2 separate regions of the Homo sapiens genome follow, and region 1 is linked to region 2. The links are chromatin contacts, found by Hi-C or POLR2A ChIA-PET in ENCODE. All regions are on one chromosome and are shown on one strand. Each heading gives the region's core, a stretch centred on a gene start or an enhancer-like site at or near the end of the contact. The rest is flanking DNA. Distances are from core to core; before and after follow the strand shown. Region 1 overlaps TP63 (tumor protein p63). Region 2 overlaps TP63 (tumor protein p63).

Region 1 (4,466 bases), core at 1,346-3,845, 33 kb after region 2:
GAGCAGCTACTGAGATCACCTAAAAAGATGTAAGTTCTTCGTCATGGATACCTGCATCTTAGCTTCTAATTCTTTGAGCCAAATTATATATCCTCATGTTTATACACAGACTTCCCATTTTAAAAAGTATTTTTTCATATATTTATCTTAGTTGAGCCTCATAACCAAGTTTGTAATCCCCAGTTTTATAGATGAGGAAACTTGAAGATGTAAAGGTCACATGGCTAATAACCAGCCAAGGATGGGGAAGAATCCAGGCCTCCCTCACCCTAATTCAAGTCTCTCCACCATCCTAGTTAGACTGTTTCTCCTCTGGTTTGAGACCAGGGAGGGGCATACAGGAGCAGGCAGTGCCTGTGTAGTTTGGAGCTTGCCTCTTATGTCCCAGAGTCCAACTGGTAAAGAAATTTTTTGTGCCTTATTATACAACACCTATTTCTTAGGCATTTGTGCATTTTAGAGCAATTTTTCAAAATAAAATGCTGCATTTTAGAACTGCCCACAAACTGAAAGAAACAGAAGCTGCTGTCATTAGGGGGAGATCATGCTTATCGCATAGTCTTCTGGTAATTCTTTAATAAAAATATTTTTAGTACCATTTTATCACTTGCAATCCTTTTATGTCAAGTTTTCTTTTTTAACTTTTCTGGTTTTACCCTCAGGATTACTGTCAAAATATAGCTAATATATTTAAAGTATATGTGCATTTTTCCTTTGCGTTTCTGTGTTTTAAATAACAAATGTGATTATGTTTCCAGTTCTACAAAAATATGGTATTTATTTTAAACTTCTTTCAATGAAATGAAGTAAAATAAGACAACATTTTTCATCTTCTCTGTTTCACACACACATACATACACGACAAACCAACGTTTACTTTAGTTTCAGATTTTCTTATTTCCACAATTTAATTGATACTAGTTACAGAGGCCTATCATTTAATATAATGTAGTGCTGGTCTAGCATTGTAGTTGGGAATCGTTAATCATAGGACAGTTGAAAGAATGGTAGTGTGGAGATGGCAAGAAACTTAAATTCAGATTTCAACTCGGAAACTTACTAACAGCATATGGGGCTTTCACCAAAAATTCAATCTCTCTAAACCTCACTTTTCTCACCTACAAATGGGAACAAATGGGAACATTAATACTTTCCTTATCATGAGGATTACTTCATGTAAACATACCTATTAGCACCTAGCTACTCATATGCTCCCAAGTGTTTATTGGGTCTGAATTTGAATTTCTTCGGTTCGTGAGTTCATTGTAGTTTTGTTGAGGCTTCGACAAAACTTTAGTACCTTTAGTTGTACTAAAGGTACTCATTTGAGAGAATGAAAAATAAAATTTCAACTAATGTTTTTTCTTAAAGCTTTTGGGCTATTAACATGCATACTTTATAGAGGGACTGTGATACTATCCACTATCCAAATATATGAATAGATGGTATAGGGTGATAACAGCCTCTCCTGCATGCAGACTTCTGCAGGCTGGCTCTGCTGCTTTCCGAAGCCTGCCCAAGCAGATGTAGGCTCTCCTTGCCAGTGCAAGGAGAGGCCCTTTCCAGATTTAAGAACCTGTTGATTTTTGACATTCGTTCCTCATTTTTAATCTGATGCTTCATGATGGGAATGCCTTTTTGTATTCTTTGTGTTAAGGAATAACAGTGGGCCTTACTTATGGCAGACTCAAGATATTAATGTATAATGACAAACTACTGGAAGCAACCTGATCAGTCACCCGTGAAAAACTAGATGGCATGTTATAAGCAATAACCATACGGCCATTAGAAAGAATTCTCTGTACTGATAAGGAAAGCTTTGGGAGTTGCTGGTGAGGGAAAAAGAAAGCTTTCTGTGGCACCTGCTTGAGAATTGAGAGTCCTGGTAAGGAACCCCACTTGTAGGGGCGGTGTTTCTTTGTGCTCCCCTCTAGTGATGAGGCTTCTTGGTGAACATAGTTCAGTCTGTCTTGATTATTGGCCTCACACACCTTTGCCAGTTGGAGAGCTATTTTTCACCGCTCATGACACGAGAGTACTCTCTGTGTGCATACGCCATGAAAATCCTCAGGTTGTTTTTTTTTTTGCATTGTTTTGTTTTTTAAATTGTGTTCAGACTGAAGTAAGGACCCTACCCTTGGGACATAGGATCACTTTTTGCTGTTGTATCTTTCTCCTGTCATTGACCTCAAGGTCTTGTATGGCAGACTCCCTGATCTAGTGCCCAGCACAATGTCCAGCACACAGTAAACCTTTAATAAATGGGAAGGAACTTTTTTTCTCTCATAATTAAAGGAAACAATTGTAGTTCCCAGCAGGAGCCCTCAATTCTGACTCTGATTGTTAACTGCCCGTGAATTTGTTCCCTGTAGCCTTCACCCATGATTTATAGAGAGTGTTCTTCCTTTGCCTTTCTTAACCATGCCAGCTTCGTGTCATGTTCAGAGCTGTGGAGAATTTGACTTGAGCAAGTGGAGAGATTAGGGAGGTGGCGTTTGAAAGGGGAACAGCCAGTTCCCGGGAGAGTTCCATTGATCCCAGCATATGGGTCTTGGTCTCGCAAGCTCACTCCCTTTGGCTCCGCAGGCAGGCTGAGATGCGCGCCTGCGGCCCACCCTCCCTGTCATCAGGTTACCTGTAATGTAAGACTTTTAGAAAAAGGCTGCCAGCTCTGCAGAAATCTAATGCAACCCAGCCAATTGCGTGGCCCTCTGGAATTTAGAGACTCTTAAGAATAGCCCATCAAAGGACAAGATGTACAGACAAACTCTTCGATGGTAAATAGGATTTATCAGTTTTCTTTCACAGTGGAAGCACTTCCCCCATTAAAGTCTGAGTCTCATCTGGGGCTTGATCTAATCTTACAATTCAGTGGCTGTTAGATTTTATTGGTGAGGGGCAGAAGTCAGTAGCTCGTGCCACTGGTACATGTGTTCGTGTTTATCATAACAAGATAATTTTTACTTCTTGCCATAGCTGTTTCATAAATTATGTGAGATGTGTATCAGGTGCCTTTTTGTGCCACTCCCATGATGAAGAAAATAATAGCATTGAGCATATTAATCTGTTATCTAAACTATTTCTTAGTTCACAGAGTATTGAGGAAGAATGTACTAAATAAAGTGCTTAGAGATTTTTGGTGATGGTTCAAGTAACTTACCTCTAGGTTTTGGATTTAAAATGAATATTCATTGTAAGGCATGCTTCCGAAGAGTTGTTCCCTCATCCAGAGCAGAATAACTGAATCAGCGTTCTTGCCTGAGTTTTAGATTGACTCTAGGTTAACGTATTCGTGATGAGCCAGTTTAATCTAATCTAAGGCTTATCAGCCTCCCATACTATTTTGAGTGATTTGTTCACTGCACCGTGGAGTGTCTATTTAACATTAAACTGATCTTGATTTATTGCATGTGAACATTATAAAAACTATTGATTTTAAAAATGAATAATTTAAATAAAGCTTATATTTCTTTTCCTACTACAAAGAGTAACAGCAAAAATCCTCTGCTTTTCCCTTTTCTTCTTTCTCCCTATTCTTCTCCTCTTCCCGCATTTCTTCTCCCCCTTCTTTCTACTCCCTCCTTCTCTTTTTTCCTTCATTTATGTTATTATTGTTAGTTAATTTGGTTTTGTAGGTATCATCAGCTACATGGTATCTTTCTTTATTTTTTTTTACTATAGCTTCACTCTTCTCCATAAATTAATATGGAGAACATGATATATATCAATCACCGTGGAAATTTTTATCAGGATTAAATTATCACAACCTTTTCATGTAACAAATCACTTTGGTGAATAATAATGGGCTGCTTTAGAGGTAGCAAACCCAAATGTCATTGGAGTCAGGGAGGTAGCATAAATGAGCCGAATGATAAGTACAGAAACTGTGGCAAAAGAGCTTATATACTGTATCTACAAGGACATCTGCTTTACAATCCCAGACTGTTGTCACAGGGGAAAGTAGACCTAGTATTAAAATATTTAAAATATTAAATTAATTATCACAATATTAACTCTTAAATATTAATTTTTAAAAGAGTAACTAGAAACCTGGGTTTGCATGTAATATCTTCATATCTTAAAATGATGATACTAATTCAAAAAAAAGTTGTAAAACACTACAGGCCAAACAAAACAGTACACAGGCTGCATGCCATCCTGTGCAAGGTGTTAATGGTAACAAGGGGAGATTACTAAATGTTTAAATAAATTAATTGGAAGTTAGTTATTAAAATAACTAAAATAACTGGAATCAGCATCTAAGAGAAAGGTTACTAGTGGGTATATTTTATTCACAAGTAATAATTCTTTATTCCTTTACAAAGTCATATAGATTAATCTCTTGCTGCATTTAACTAAGCAATACATTATCAGAACATATTTTTCTCAACTTGTTTTCTTACAGCAAATGACCTTTCTGCTTCTCATTTTTATATCATTTTATATTTTAAAAATCTAATGGCATG
Region 2 (4,892 bases), core at 2,176-4,675:
GGATTACAGGCACCCGCCACCATGCTCAGCTAATTTTTGTATTTTTAGTAGAGATGGGATTTCACCATGTTGGTCAGGCTGGTCTCAAACTCCTGACCTCAGGTGATCCACCCGCCTCCGTCTCCCAAAATGCTGGGATTACAGGTGTGAGCCACCATGCCTGGCCTCACCCTGTTATTCTGAATGCATAATTTCATGTCTCTGTCTTTTGTCCTATGCTGTTTCTTAATTAGATTCCTAAATGTCGATTTCCTCTTCCTCTTCTATTTCCTTTTTACCTTAAGGATTCAACTCCTTATCTCTTCATGAAGAATTAATCACTCCTTTCTCTCTGTTCCCATAGAACTATGTCTGTAACTTTACACTTACTTAGTCTTCACTTTAGTTACTATTTCACATGTATTTCACCCGACTTTGTAAACATATTTTTTTTTTTTCTTTTAAGTGTATGTCTCCTATACTAGATGAGGAAGTCTTTGGACAGATGCTGAGTCTTCTTCTTCTTCTTCTTCTTCTTTTTTTTTTTTTTTTTTTTTTTTTTTTGAGTCAGAGTCTTACTCTGTCACCCAGGCTGGAGTACAGTGGCTGGATCTCAGCTCACTGCAACTTCCGTCTTCCGGGTTCAAGTGATTCTGGTGCGTCAGCCTCCTGAGTCGCTGGGATTACAGGCATGCGCCATCACATCTGGCTAATTTCTGTATTTCCAGTAGAGGCAGGGTTTCACCATGCTGGTGAACTCCAGCCATGGCTGGTCTCGAACTCCTGGCCTCAAGTGATCTGCCTGCCTTGGCCTCCCAAAGTGCTGGGATTACAGGCATGAGCCACTGCGCCTGGCCGAGTCTTATTCTTCTTTAGGTCTTATTGCAGGATAATGTACAATAAAGCATTCAGTTAGTGTTTGAAAGGAAATGTGTTTGTCTACAGGTGTATGTGGGAGAAATAAAATGGCCTCTAACTGATGGCCTCTAACACACTTCTAGTATTAACATACACTGAATGGGTCTATAGTTTGATGTATCAATAAAATCAAATCAACTAATTTTTAATCAGCTATTATTTACTTTAGCCTTCATTTTTTATTGTCTTGATTCCCTGTAAGAGGATGAAAAACTCAAATGTGACAATCTTTCCTATTATGTGAACCAGTAAACATTTTTGACCTTTTCCATTCTAGAGTCATAATGGAATCGAAAGTAGAACTTGTCTGATGGGTGAGGATTGTGCATGAGTTTTAATTTGCTTAAGTAGTCTTCTAGCTATTGATCATGACCAAGAACTTATTATTGTTGCTAAATAGGAATTGTAAGAATGTGGATATTTTGAGGAATGAGTTAGGAGAAAAGAAGCTGAATATATCTTTTAAAGAGATGCTTAGACTGAAGTATCAGTTCCCTTTTTTGTCCACAATCTTATAGATCTGGTCACACCACTTACGTTGTTATCAACTCGGCCCTTTAACTTTGTAGCTTAAATCCCTTACCCCATAGAGAAACTATCACAAAACCTCGTGAATCAAAGAAATACTTAAAGAAGAGAATGTAAGTAAATGATTAAGATCGGTATAATATTACCATTTCATTCACTTAGCAACCAAGTTACAAATAATTCCTTAGCTTTATTTTTTATTTTGCTGAAGCCAGCTTTCCCATAGCTCGTGTGTGTGTGTGTCTTTATATGACTTATAATGAAGCCTGACTTTGCTATGCATTTCTTTTTGTGATTTAAATACAACACTCATACTGAATCCGTTTGAAGAAATGATTTCATCATTATCAGGAGGCTACAGTCTATAGTTTCCCTTTACTTTTAAGCAACATATATATTAACACTAAAGTAGCTTTCAATCTTTGCTGGAAATTACCTATATTTTTAAAATGCATCACTCCTCGAGTATTTTTTAATCCCTTTGTGACATTATTACAAAATCGTCTAGTTCATGATCAATGCAGATAATGTTTTCTTACAAAATCAAACCAGCAGCCTCCATAGGCCAGAAGATCTGGCTTAACCACCCGGGTCACAGAGGCACACCTACTTGGTTGCACCACTTTTTAATCAACTTGTGAATCAGGCTTGGGAAGGTGGAGTTAAGTTAGTTCATTGTGTCTGTAACAGTAGGAAGCTCAGAAGACCAACATGTAGGGAAAAAAGCTGCAAAGAAAATCCATGGGAGCCATTTGTGTCCACAGGACCTCTCAATTTCCCTTGCAGAGCATGCAAATAAAAAAGGTGATTTGCTCTGATATGGAATTCCTGCACAATGTTCAGGCATGCGTGCAAGACAGTAATCTCTTCTGTGACAGAGTAACCTGTGTAGCACAGGGGAGCATGAAGTTTGGAGCCAGCAAACCTGAGTTCCAAGCTCCAGCCTTAAGTATAGTTTATTGTATGAACTTGAGTATGACGTTTAACCCCTCTAGAGCCTCATTTCCTTATCTGAGAATCAAGGACAATAAGACGCTGCCAACTTCACAGACTTATTATATGGATCAAACCAGAACAGACATCTCCCAAGCAGAATGTGAATGCTTACTCTGCATACTTTCCAAGCTGCAGGAAATATAGAACTAAATTGGGCATCGCCCTTGCTCTCAAGCTTCTATTTCAGTGTGGGATTCATGAAAACATAACTAAAAGGCAATAAGATCAGATCAACAGTAATATAGGTATCCCAAGAATTGAGTAAAATGTTAACGGAGAGAGCAACTGACTGCCTAGAAAAGACAAGAAATTACAAAAAAAAGCAAGAAGACAGATCCTAGCAAGCACAAGCTAAGTACATAGAAGACACTCAACCAGTGTGGAGTAAAATGGAAGTAGCAGTTATGTGGGTGTTAAAGAATGTGTTTGAGTTTGCCTGTTGGAGATAACAGAGGAACTAGGGTCTACAGAGCTGCCAAATTGTGAAATATAAGAGATGTATGCTTTGTAAGCTGCAATGCAGGATACATATCCTTAAGCTCTTATTACCCAGCCCCAAATCACTGTACCCTTCTTTGCCCACCAATAAGACTTTTCCAAAAGAAGTACTCAAGTTAGATCATCCTAGACAGAAATGTAGAATACTTTAAAGCTAGAACTGATCATTAGGTTCTTATCAAAATATTTTCTTGCACTCTTGAAGTTGGATTTGGTTTTTCACTTTGGAAAACAGTTTCCTCCATAGATTACTTATAGGCCCCTATTTCCTAATTCTATGTACACTTCACTCTCTCCTGTACTCAGGGTCACTGGGACAAAAATGACACAAGGAAGGCACTTGTTTTTATGTCTTTATTATTGTTTTGGACCAAGATCTCCTACACCCCACACTTAGAGTGAGTGGAAATTGTTTTCAGAGACAGGTGCTTTTTCTCCCATGGCTTAGTGTCACAGAAGGAAGATGACACCAGCCTGGTGACATTTGTGCCTGGGAGAGCTGCCAGTCCATGCTGCTTCCCCAGTTTTAAGAAACACTATGGTTTGTCATACCTAAATTACTTCCACCTCTCTGCTGGCGGTGACAGTGATGTCAGTTATCCTGGGTCCAGCTAAGGTTTCAGTCTGTGTGTTTTCCGGATCATGTTGATTCTCTTCTTCTTCTTAAAATGCAATTTTTCTCATTTTGTGTTTGTGGTAAGGGCTATTTTCTGCCAAAACAGACATTATCAAAGCAGTTGCATAGTGAGGGACTGGTGTCCTTTATAAGCGTAGAGAAAATCCGAGAACGTCAGGCCCAGAAAGGACTTTAGAAATCCCACAGGATTTGGCCAACTCTTTGTCGTACTTGCAAGAGGCTGAGAAACAGACAGACTAGATAGCTATGTCAAGGCCTTGTAGCAAGTCACAGCATGAGAAAAGTGGAACTTTAAAAAATATAGATAGCTACAGATACCACATTTACATATACCATTTCTGTATACTTAGGATTTAAGGGTAATGTAATCCTGAACAGTGTAGCAGAGAGGATTAGTGAAAACGGGGTTCTTGGAGTGACTTATCCACCCTCGTGGTTCATGATGCAAAGGTGGTGTGCATACTGGATGGGAGATTCACAGGTGGGATTATCCACGGATTCCTGATGTCACAAACCTGTGACTTCTCCTATTTTCTAAAACTGAACTGTGGCTACTAGCGGACACATATGCTATAACTAAAGGTGCAGACCGGCAGCAATTAAAACCAGAGACGGACGCTAGAACTCTCTAAGAGCAAAATGCAATCCCCGCCCCACCTGGAGTTCATCTAGGATTCCAAAGTAAATACACCTCCTTTCTGTTTTGCCTAGGGATTTTTTTTTTTCCTGGAAAGGGTGGAGAAGATTTACGTAAGAAAGCTGAGTTGCCTCAAAATACAGCCTCCAGAAAGAATGAGGCATCTCCTGCCCAACCTATTATTCCTGCTGAGGAGAGAGAAATTGAGGAACTAAAAGTGAAGCCTAAAATTGCCAGGGCTGAAATCTTGGTAGAAATCAACTAGTCTATAAAATTAGCTGCCTCACTGGCCCTTTAGGGTGGAAATACCATAAGGAGCAGACATCTGATGTAAAGTTGAGAGGGAAGTTGTCTGTCTTCATCAATAGTAAATCAAATCTAGGTTAAATAGACAAATGCCATCTCCAAGGAGAGTAGGATCACAATTATATAGGATGCCGAATATATAATGACACTAAATCCAGTTAACAGGTTGAAAACCTGAGGCATGGGCAGGGGAAGTGTCTTGCTTCAAGTAATGTAATGAATTTACTGGCAGATGCAGAACTTAACCCAAAATTCATGACTCTTAGAACAGTGCCCTTTCATGCATGATCCTGAAATGCAAGAGGGGTTTCATTTTTATGGTTTCAAGGTAGAATGAATTATGAAAATCTGGGCTTGTATTATAATATATCCCAGTGTGGAATCAGAAGGAAA

Evidence for each region. Hi-C counts contacts between places; a loop is a spot of excess contacts on that map. ChIA-PET counts read pairs that join two places held with the same protein, here RNA polymerase II (POLR2A).
Region 1: a loop to region 2 is called in a map of gastrocnemius medialis, with 5 times the contacts of the local background. The contact joins two enhancer-like sites. A Hi-C loop is called at or near these places in 2 of 168 maps with a recorded cell type or tissue (Caco-2 and gastrocnemius medialis). POLR2A ChIA-PET finds 5 or more read pairs at or near these places in 5 of 52 experiments (AG04449, MCF 10A, OCI-LY7 and 2 more).

The regions. Positions count from the first base shown.
Region 1 is chr3:189,811,521-189,815,986 of GRCh38, forward strand. The region is part of intron 4 of TP63 (tumor protein p63); the gene reads left to right. Among named protein-coding and RNA genes, the nearest start is that of MIR944, 16 kb to the right of the region's middle. Within about 2 kb of position 2,596, at least 2 of the 41 ENCODE cell types and tissues checked have a DNase peak (open chromatin) inside an H3K27ac peak, as active enhancers do; they include gastrocnemius medialis, where a contact is called at or near this core.
Region 2 is chr3:189,777,331-189,782,222 of GRCh38, forward strand. The region is part of intron 3 of TP63 (tumor protein p63); the gene reads left to right. Among named protein-coding and RNA genes, the nearest start is that of MIR944, 50 kb to the right of the region's middle. Within about 2 kb of position 3,426, at least 3 of the 41 ENCODE cell types and tissues checked have a DNase peak (open chromatin) inside an H3K27ac peak, as active enhancers do; they include gastrocnemius medialis, where a contact is called at or near this core.